Regions from separate parts of the Homo sapiens genome. Here region 1 is linked to region 2. The links are chromatin loops, found by intact Hi-C in ENCODE. Cell type or tissue: right lobe of liver. All regions are shown on one strand.

Region 1 (5,000 bases), 270 kb before region 2:
AGGGAGCAAGTACCAGTTCTAGCGTAGCCACTCATTGTGTAACTAATGAGTTAAATTACAAAGGTGCTTTGGTGATGAGCAAAGAGTTAATGAAACAATCGCAAGATGTGGGCAATATGAATATATTAGTTAAGCTGCAGGCAATAATTTGCCAGCTCAGAAAAACATTTGTTCCAGCAGCTAGGTTGTTTTTCTTGGAAGTTACTACACCTAATTTGCAAATAAACTTGCTAATGAAATAGTCTCACTCTAAAAATCTAACGTGTGGGAAATGATTAGGGAAGGGTATATTTTAAAAGTCATTTTTCCAATCTCCAAAGTCCAGCTCTCTCATGTCCTTCCTCCCTTTTTTTTCTTTCTTCTTCTTCTTTTTTTTTTTTTTGAGACGGAATCTCGTTCCGTCCCCCAGGCTGGAGTGCAGTGGCACCATCTCCGCTCACTGCAAGCTCCGCCTCCCGGGTTCACGCCATTCTCCTGCCTCAGCCTCCCGAGTAGCTGGGACTACAGGCGCCCGCCACCACGCCCGGCTAATTTTTTGTATTTTTAGTAGAGACGGGGTTTCACCATGTTAGCCAGGATGGTCTCAAACTCCTGACCTCGTGATCCACCCACCTCGGCCTCCCAAAGTGCTGAGATTACAGGCGTGAGCCACCACGCCTGGCCTCTTCTTCTTTCTTACGTTAAGAGCTCTCCACAGCATACCCTTTTAGATCATTTTTCGGTTGCTTCCCCTCATATACTGTTTCCTTCAGCCAGACCTGAGCACTTGAAGTTTTCTTACATTGCCAGCACTCTCTTGCCTCTGTGCTTTTGCTAAAGCTGCTCCTTCCATGTACAAGGCCCTTCTCTAACCCCTCTTCCTGTTGAAATACTATACTTTTTCTAAGGCCTTATTCAAATACCATCTCTACCAACCATTTTCCCTGAGGACAATTAGTCTAGCCTTCCCCAGAGCTCTTTGTAACACTGAATTTATATTAATCTTATAATCTATATTTATATTATAATCTACCCATCATAGCTTTAATTGGTGATAAGGATTTTTAAAAATCTTTTGCTGAATTGCAAGCTACTTATTGAGTTGAGGAACAAGTCTTTTTTTTAATGCCGTGCATAAATGCAATACACAGTTATCAATTGCCTAATTGGCAGTCTTCTAGGTGAATAAGTAGTTCTCACCAAAATATTGGAAAATGCCTCACTGAAAGGTCTTATACTTTTCCTGGTTGCTACAAATTCACTTGGTAGAACTACGTTTATAATACCAAAACAAACTACCAAACATTCTTATATCTTTAAGTAGAAGTTTTCAAAATGAGGTTTTAGAGAAAGATTAACATAAAAGAAGTAAACTTGGGGTATGACTTCTATAAGGGCTTAGATATTTGCTAAAGTTATTAATACTTGTGGTTAATTCTTCCAGAGTTCAGAGCATAGAACAGACATGCCATTTCAAGAAGGCTGTAGTCATGGGATAGGTTTTGAGAACTGACTGTGCTAAGCTCTCATTTATTTTCTGTGTTTTATACTATCTTGTCAACTTTGAGCTATCCAAGCATTGATTATCGATTCAGACTTGGAGAGTTCTTTCAGGAGTCATGGGAAAAGCATCCCATGTGGACCCGCCCAAAGCCAACGTCAAACTCTTGCCCTAGCTGAGGCTTGTACTCCTTTTGGTTTCTGCTATGGCTCTTTCTAGGAAGTCCCAAGCCCCATGCAGTGCATTTGACAGGGAGAGGCTCAGGAGAGACCAATAGCCCCATCCACACTGGGTAAAAATTACCAAGAGAAGGCTTGCATTCCCACCATCTCCTCCATGGGCATAGAGAGATATCGTGGGCCTGGGAGGAACCCCATTCCAGTCTGACTGTTCCTCTGTCCCAGCTTGTCCATGCAGGAGGCAAAGATATTATACTCACGTTAACTACTCCCAGCAATTGGAAAAGAAAAGGGCTACTTTTGGGTCTTGTCATCATATGTAGGAAAAAATATTGATTTGTTGTACCCTAAAAAGACTACAAATTAGACAATCCTGACAAAAGAGAACATCAGTCAGATTCATTGGTAGAAGACTCTGAGATGTGTTCTAATTTGATGAAGCTCTGAAATGTGATCCCACTTCTGAAGTCTGTTTGCCCAGGGTCGTGGAATAGTTGTCTGGTGTCCCTGGCAGCCCTGCCGCACGTGGCTGCACGCCCTTACGATGCTTAGATGCATATTGTTTACCGGTCTCCCACTGCGCATTTCTATGACTTGCAGAGTAAATGCTTCTGAGAAGAACTTTGTGTTCTTGCACAAGGGACATTTATGAAATAAACATATTTCTGGCCCTATACATTTGTCTTCCAAGGAACCAAAACCAATCCGTTGAATTAGACACGAGTAAGTTCTGTTAATTAAAAAAAAAAAAAAGTCAATGGTGAGTTATGCAAAAAAAAAAAAAAAAAGCTAGTAGTCAATGATGCAAATTAGATTTTGGTTGAATATTAGAAAAGGGGAAAAAATAGTTTCTAAACCAGTTGCTTTTTTTTCCCCTGGCAGAAAAGCTGTGAGTTTTAAGGTTACATCATCAGAGCTGGCGTGAAACATGCTCTACCTTTCCCTCTTCCCCAGACTGTTGGCAGTTGTTGTAGTGAACCCAAAGGTTAAATGGGCATGAGAGTCTGCATAGCACTCTTCCACGAAAGGTGTGGGCCCTTTTCTTGGCTTGAGCCACTTTGTGGGAGTGGTTTAAAGACAACCAGCTTCCTCATTCCCTGTGCTGTTCCCACTCTGTGCATAAAAAGAGGACTTCAGCCCTGAGGCAGACCAGGTGGCATCTTTCACAAGTACAGAATTTGTTTTTAGAACTTTTTGTTAAGTTACATCTGCCTTGGAAATGAGTACTCAAAACTTCCCAGCCCACGAACGCTCACTATTATTGAGGCCTGTGTACCTGCAATATGCATGTTTGTTCTTTCAGGCAACAGAAACCCAATGAGAATCAACCACATGTGAGGCCCTTTGCTAGGTGCTTCAGAGGCTGTCAGCATAAATGAAATGTGGCTCATCTCCTTAATTTCCTCAAAGTAAGAGGGATCAGAACAAATATGGCAAGTTGTGACTTGTGGATTAATAGAAAAGGCATATTAATACATGGCATCAGAAGCCCCCTGTTCCTTCACTTATTGGCTGGCAATCTTGGCTTAAGTTAACGTTTTTGAGCTTCATTTCATCTTCTGTGAAGAGGAATAAATCTAAGTTTCAGTTTCATCTACTCCAAGTGGGGAGGTAGATGAGAAAGGCCCTACTGTAGTGCTTGGCCCATGGTTGATGCTTAGTTAGTGCTCCTTGAGAAAATACTTATTAAGTGCTATAAGAGTTCAAGAGAGTGGGAGATCACATTTCCATTTGACTTGGTGGAGAAGGAGCTTTGGAAGATTATGGAAAGCCTGGCTTTTCTAGAGATTAAATATGCAATACTGTAACAATAACAGATATGTATTTGTTCAGTACTTTAAAATATTCAAACTGCTTTTCACTTTACCATCCCATCTGATCCTCATGATAGTATGTCTATCATGTGTTTTATAATATAGCTTTTTTCTTCCATAACTTGGAGTTTTTAGATCCTTCCTTGTCTCCTTCACTGCTACTCCTTCCTTTTTTCAACCCATTAAATTATGCTAAATTGTGCTTCCTGTGATAACATCCCTAGACACTTTTGTGGCATTGCCTGTTTGTGGATGACACCCAGATCCCCATTTCTAATCTCAGCATTTCTCCCTGCTTACAGATCTGCTTCTCTAACCACTAGATAGACATGTCTATCTGTGTGTTCAGTTGACACCTCAAATTTAAAGGGCCTGAAACTAAACTCATCATTCCCCCAATAAGCTAATGTTTCTTCTTTACAGCCTGTTTTTATTCATGACACTCTTGTCTTCTTGGTGCCCAGGTGGTACATCTTAAAGGCATTGACCATACCTCATGCCCCTATTAGCCAGCCAGTTGTTTTGGACTAAAAACCCACTCTCCACAATGTCTCTGAGTCTTGTCATGCCTACTATCATTACCTAGTTCAGTCTTCCAGTTGCCATGGGTCCTGAGGGGCTCTTAACTTCTAGTTCCTTCCTATTTCAGTTTATCCATGTGGAACTGTCACTGTCCTTTGAAGTAAATTCCAGTCCTGTAATGTCCTTGCTGAGAAGCTTCAATGCCTCTCTGTTGCCAAGCGAAGTAAATGCACAGCTCTCCATCTGGCATTCAGATTCCGTGTTACAGTCCTGTTCACTTTTCCACCCTAGGCTGGACTCTACGTGTATCCTGTTGTCCAGCCAAGCAGAATTTTGTGATTTCCCGAACACATCTTGTATTTTTTTCACTTCCATACCTTGCTCAGGCTGCTCCTTAGACCAGAACATTGAGTTTATTTACCTCCCCCACAGGGTCCGTTAAAGTCCTGCCCATGTTCTTAGATCTTCTCAATCATCACCTCCTCCATGGAACATTTCCTGACCGCCACTGCCTGCCTCCACAATGGCACCACACTTTTTCCCTGTGTTTATGCCTCCTTTGTCATATTGCCTCCCTGGACTCTAAACTCTTTAAGGCCTGGGCCTCTTTTCCATCAGTTGAGGGCTGGTGAGCCACAGCCCCTCTGGCCAGGCTGGCCCTAGCCAGGCCCCTGCCCAAGCTCAACCACAGTCTCCATTGACAGGTCTGGCTGGAGAGGCAGAAAGCTGTGACACTATGTGCATGTTAAGGCGGTGGGCTTTCACAGTCATTTCTTATTGCTGTGCCTTGTGGCTAGCCAGGAGGATACTTTCCTTTATGGTCGCCTGTTCATGTTTCTGAGAGGTGGAGCCCTGTTTCATAAGAGCGGTTTATCAACTGAATCCTGGAGGTGGAATATGACTTTGATCTTCTGTGACCTATGTGACCTAATATAGTCCTGTTGGCGTCTCCAGCCTCCCCTCCCCTGCCTTTACCCCACAGCGTGCCTGGCAGCAAACATGGTC
Region 2 (5,000 bases):
GATGAGAATGAACCTCTGGGACAGGGGTTGGCAAACTATGTCCTGAGTATTTTTCTAAATAAAATACAGTGGCACAGTCCTGCCTATTTGTTTACATGTTATCTAGGGCTGCTTTCGCACTGCAGTGGCAGAATTGAGGTGCAGCCAAGACCGTATAGCCCACCAAGCCTAAAATATTTGCTGTCTGACCCTTCACAGCAAAAGTTTGCTAAACTCTGCTCTAGGAGGTGGATGGGGACCACTATATCCTTTTATAGGCATTCTTGCCCACCCCGCAGTTGACAGGGTGACACAGTGAAATATTTGGAGGCTTTGCCAGGCTGGAATGCTACATAGGCATCCAGCATCTTCAAAGTGTCCTTGAGGAGGACATGTTGGCTACAGAGCCCCAGGCAGCCGAGTGAGGTTTTGGGTTACCTCTCCTGATCCCATCACTCCCAGCACACTCCTGGCATGCATGCAGCAGGTTTGAAACTGCCCTGTAGCCCCCAGCTGAGCAGCTCTATCTTGGTTTGTGTTTAGTGTTAACTCGTCCGTAGAGAACCACGATTTATCTCCAGTGTGACATGTGGCTGATTCTCGGGTCTATTGGCATAGAAGAATGCTAGGCTAACTTCTGGGACCACAAACTCCTAACTTCACCTCTTCTCTCCTACCCCAGTGTCTGAATAACACGTTTCTGAATAACACGTTTCTGAATAACATGCTGGGAGTTGAGACAAGACCCATCTGCCAGATCTAATTGAAACTTTTGTGTGTCTCCAAGAGAAGCTCCTCTTGGAGACAAAAGCCTTCTTTATCAGAGCCCCGGGCCCCTCTGGGGATGGGACATTGTTTTCCTTGCAGTTTAGAGCCAGTGTATTATCCAGATGGCTTTGCCTCCTGTCTGAAACAAGGTGTACATGCGTTTCAGAGGCAGTCATTACCTCCTGGCTGGTTTTTATTGCTGTCTTGTTTTGTCTAGACCAAGCCATTGCTGCGAGGAATCTGGCTGATGTATACCGGGGAGCACACACCACGGACCTGCCCTCCAGAGCGGGTGGACTAGAGGGCCTCAGAGGGGCTAATAGGCATCCACTTATTCTGAAGGGGTCTTTGTCCCTCAGCTTTGCTTCAGATTTTCTGCTGGGTTCCCCAAGCCTAAAACGGGAGCACTTTTATTTGTTGGAATGAGGAGTGACTTTCTTAGGTGCTTTCCTAAAAGGAAAGCTGACAGCTTCCCCATGGAGGAGGGAGTCATATCAAACCATTGTGCTGAATGCCTCAGGTGCATTTCAAACCCAGAACCTGGCTTGGGGAGAGAAATGGAATTTAAAAGTTGGGTGCTTCCCAGGAGTGGGTAGCTGGCACTTCTCCCCAGAGCCTCCTGGGCAGAGTACACAGGCACATCTAATGATGATGGTGGTGGTGATGGTGACCTTCCATTGGTTTGGAGCAATGTTTCTCAACCCTGGCTGCACAACAGACTCTCCTTGGGGGTTTAAAAAAAAAAAAAAAGCTTATCAGAGCCCTGCCCCAAACCAATTATTTTAGAGGTCTAATGGCGAGGCTCTGACATTAGTGTGTTTTTTACAAGCTCCTTGGAATATTCTAATGTGTAGCCAGGGTTGAGAACCACTGGCGTGCTTTTATAGCCTGTGATTACAAGTAGCTACTCATTTAATCCTCATGGCAGTGCAGTGAGTTTGATGAGTATTCCCCTTTACATCCATGGAATTGAGTCCTTGAGCCCAGGGCAAGGCACTCAGTGGCTAAGCCAGGCCTCAACCCCATGCCTCCTGACCCCGAGTGCAGTGTTGACTCCCCGCCCCTCCCATCCAGCAGCTCAGGAAAAAAATAGCTGTCTGGGACTTGGTGCTTCTACACACACTCAGCCATGCCTGCTGTTCTCACGACTCTGCCTACTCACAGCCCAGCCCCAATTGGCCATTTTTCCTCCTTGAAGATCATTTCCCACTTGGATGCTTTCCTGTTCACTGCACTCTTCCCTCCTTCATATGCACACACCTGCTGCTTTTCAGTCAGCGCCTGATAAAAAGCCCACTTTTCTTTGCCTTCAGAAATGCAACTCAGAATCTATCACCCTGGGCAGCTCTCTTCACGGGATCCCAGAATCCATTGTACTGGGTAACTTTCCTCCAGTATCCCAGAACCCATTGCTCTAGGCAGCTCTCCTCCTGAATCTCAGAATGATGCATTGCACCGGATAACTTTTCTCCAGAATGCCAGAAACCATTGTTCTGTGCAACTCTCCTCTTGAATCTCAGAATGCATTGTACTGGGTAACTTTCCTCCAGAATCCCAGAACCCATTGCTCTGTGCAGCTCTCCTCCCGAATCCCAGAATGCATTGTGCTGGGTAACTTTCCTCCAGAATCCCAGAACCCATTGCTCTAGGTGGCTCTCCTCCCGAATCCCAGAATGCATTGCAATGGGTAACTTTCCTCCAGAATCCTAGAACCAATTGCTTTAGGCAGCTCTCCTCCCAAACCCCAGAATCCATTGCACTGGGTAACTTTCCTCCAGAATCCCAGAATCCATTGTGCTGGGCAGCTCTCTTCACTGAAGCCCTTGGCCTGGGCCCCCGAGGTGGTCTGGTTGATGAGGCAGCCGTTCCAACATGCAGACTAGGGTCAGGCAGATAGCAGGGAATTGAGCAAGAAGGGGTCCCCAGCTCTGTCAGCTGTAGTGAGGTACTCTATGTGTTATTTACACAGCAGGAACCCTGATGTTGTGACAAGGCAAAGACAATGGTGGTGCCAGCTTCCATTGCTGCGAATGCTTCTATCCTAGTTGGTCTGATTGGACCAGCATAGGGAGGGTTCTACAGCATCCATGCTAATGATAGTGGGGTTCCATTCGGGGCCAGACAGACCTGTGGTACCTTCTTTGTGAGAGGGGAGGTCTATAGGGGATGACCTGACACTCTGTCTGAGGGCAGTGGGGGTGGATAACCAGCACTTAGGGCTGGATTTTGAGGAAGAAAGCAATGGAAAAGGAGCTTGTATACCACTGTGTTCAGGGGCTCTGGCCTCTTTGTCAGGCTGGACTGGGTTTGAATCCTGACCCCGCTGCTTATTAGCAATGTGGCCTTGAATAAGTTACTTAATCTCACTAAGCCTAAATTTCTGTCCCTAAAATGGAGCTAATGGTCGTTCTTCACTCAGAGAGAGAATTAGTGAGATAATCTAGGTAAGCCATGGTGTCTGACATTTAGTAAGTGCCCAGGAAGTGTTGTTAGCTATTGTCTTCATCTCACCCAGTTTTTAAGTGGGGAAGAAACTACTTGGAGAAGCTTTATGTGGACACAGGAGTCATCTGAAGATGAAGGTTCACCTGGGTTCCATTAGGGGGACTTGCCTCTGAAAAGCTGGAAGTAGGGGGCTCTTCTCTCCTTCCCGCTTCTTGCAGTTTCCAGTAGCTGCCTTGGAGAAAGGTCAGGACCAGCTGCTAAGGAGCACAGCCCATTTTAGTTTCTATACTCTGTCATCATCTTATATTTTAAATAGAATGCTTCCTGCAGCATGTTCCAGAGAGCTCTGCAACGTGGTCTGGGCATAAATTAAGAAGCGGGGAGAAAACTGCACTAGCAGCACCAGAGTTTCCCACAGAAACATCTGTGAACATAGATCAATGCCTATGTAGCTGGGTAGAGAGACACACTCAGCCAGTCTGCCCCAAGCAAGATGCTGATGATGGGAAGGGAGGAGGGACAAGGACAGCAAGGGATGTCTGGCTGCAAATGCCGCTACTTGTTAGTCTCCTGGGTTAGAGGACATCTTTTCACGGACCTGGCTGTGCCCTGATGGAGTCATAGCTCTGTCCTGAACCTCTTTGGAAAGTGACAAAGGCAGACACAGTATGCTCCCTTGGTGATCTTTGTTGGTCCAAGGCTACTGGTGTGCAAATCCCTTCAAGGTGTCCTGAGCTGGTACCCTGAGAAACAGTTGGCAGGCGACTCAGAGGCTTAAAAACCCAGGTGCCACATCCTGCAGATGTGTATCCTGGAGAGCTGCCAAGAGGGCCTGCCGAGTGTGAGTGCTGGGGACCACGTCTATCTTGGAAGTCATTTGGAATAGGACAGTATCCTCACTGAGCCACCTGGGGATGGAGTTCTCAGGACCCCAGTCAGGGAGCAGATCCGACGTGAAGCCCCAGGCATAATTAAGATTCCCCCCTTGATTCTTGGATGCACAGGACTTGTCCAGGCCCACCTGGGGTCCTGACCTTGCCCTTCGAACACTGACTGTGCTCTGTGCTGGTTTTTGCCTCAGCTCTGTTCAATTATTATTAACTATCCTGTTCAGCTTAGTATTTATTGGCTCATTTGTATTTTTTTTCCTCATTTCAGAAATTCCGGGTAGATATGCCTGGCTCAGGCAGTGCATTCATCCCCACCATCAACGCCATCACGACCAGCCAGGACCTGCAGTGGATGGTGCAGCCCACAGTGATCACCTCCATGTCCAACCCATACCCTCGCTCGCACCCCTACAGCCCCCTGCCGGGCCTGGCCTCTGTCCCTGGACACATGGCCCTCCCAAGACCTGGCGTGATCAAGACCATTGGCACCACCGTGGGCCGCAGGAGGAGAGATGAGCAGGTACAGCTCAGACCAGTGGGAAGGAGCCACGTCAGTGGCTTTCAGAGCCCCAGAAACACAGAACGGGTTTCTGCAGACTGGGAGGGTTAATGTTCTGAGAGCAGGGGAGACAAGGGAGCTAGGGGTCGAAGAGCACGTCATCCCCCTTACTGGAGGCCGAGCTGGAGAGCCAAGACTCAGGCTGGCTCTGTCATCTCGCTTATGTCCCTTAGAATCTCTGAGTCTCACTTTCCTCAGCCACAAAATGGGGATCATGGTCCCTGCAAGCCAGGACTTGGCTACAGATGGGAAGGACCATTACGACCTGCCCACAGCAGGATCCTTCTCTGATCCTTGGCAAAAGGGCCATGGGACAAGCAGCCAATGAACCCTGGCTGTGAGCTTTTTAGGATTATCCC

Evidence for each region. Peaks named below come from ENCODE experiments on the same cell type or tissue, not always from the same donor. Only the 100,000 strongest peaks of a DNase experiment are listed, where the experiment ranks them.
Region 1: a loop joins it to region 2, with 5 times the contacts of the local background. A loop is called at or near these places in 4 of 110 quality-filtered maps.

The regions. Positions count from the first base shown.
Region 1 is chr2:28,131,775-28,136,774 of GRCh38, forward strand. The region is part of intron 7 of BABAM2 (BRISC and BRCA1 A complex member 2); the gene reads left to right. Among named protein-coding and RNA genes, the nearest start is that of MIR4263, 140 kb to the left of the region's middle. RefSeq lists a silencer at 3,615-3,815. In right lobe of liver, no CTCF peak of the experiment used is centred here; a DNase peak (open chromatin) is centred at 2,697; H3K27ac peaks cover 1,788 bases.
Region 2 is chr2:28,399,757-28,404,756 of GRCh38, forward strand. It overlaps FOSL2 (FOS like 2, AP-1 transcription factor subunit), which reads left to right. Exons shown (of 4, transcript NM_005253.4): 2 at 4,351-4,602. Among named protein-coding and RNA genes, the nearest start is that of FOSL2-AS1, 7.6 kb to the left of the region's middle. In right lobe of liver, no CTCF peak of the experiment used is centred here; no DNase peak of the experiment used is centred here; H3K27ac peaks cover 862 bases.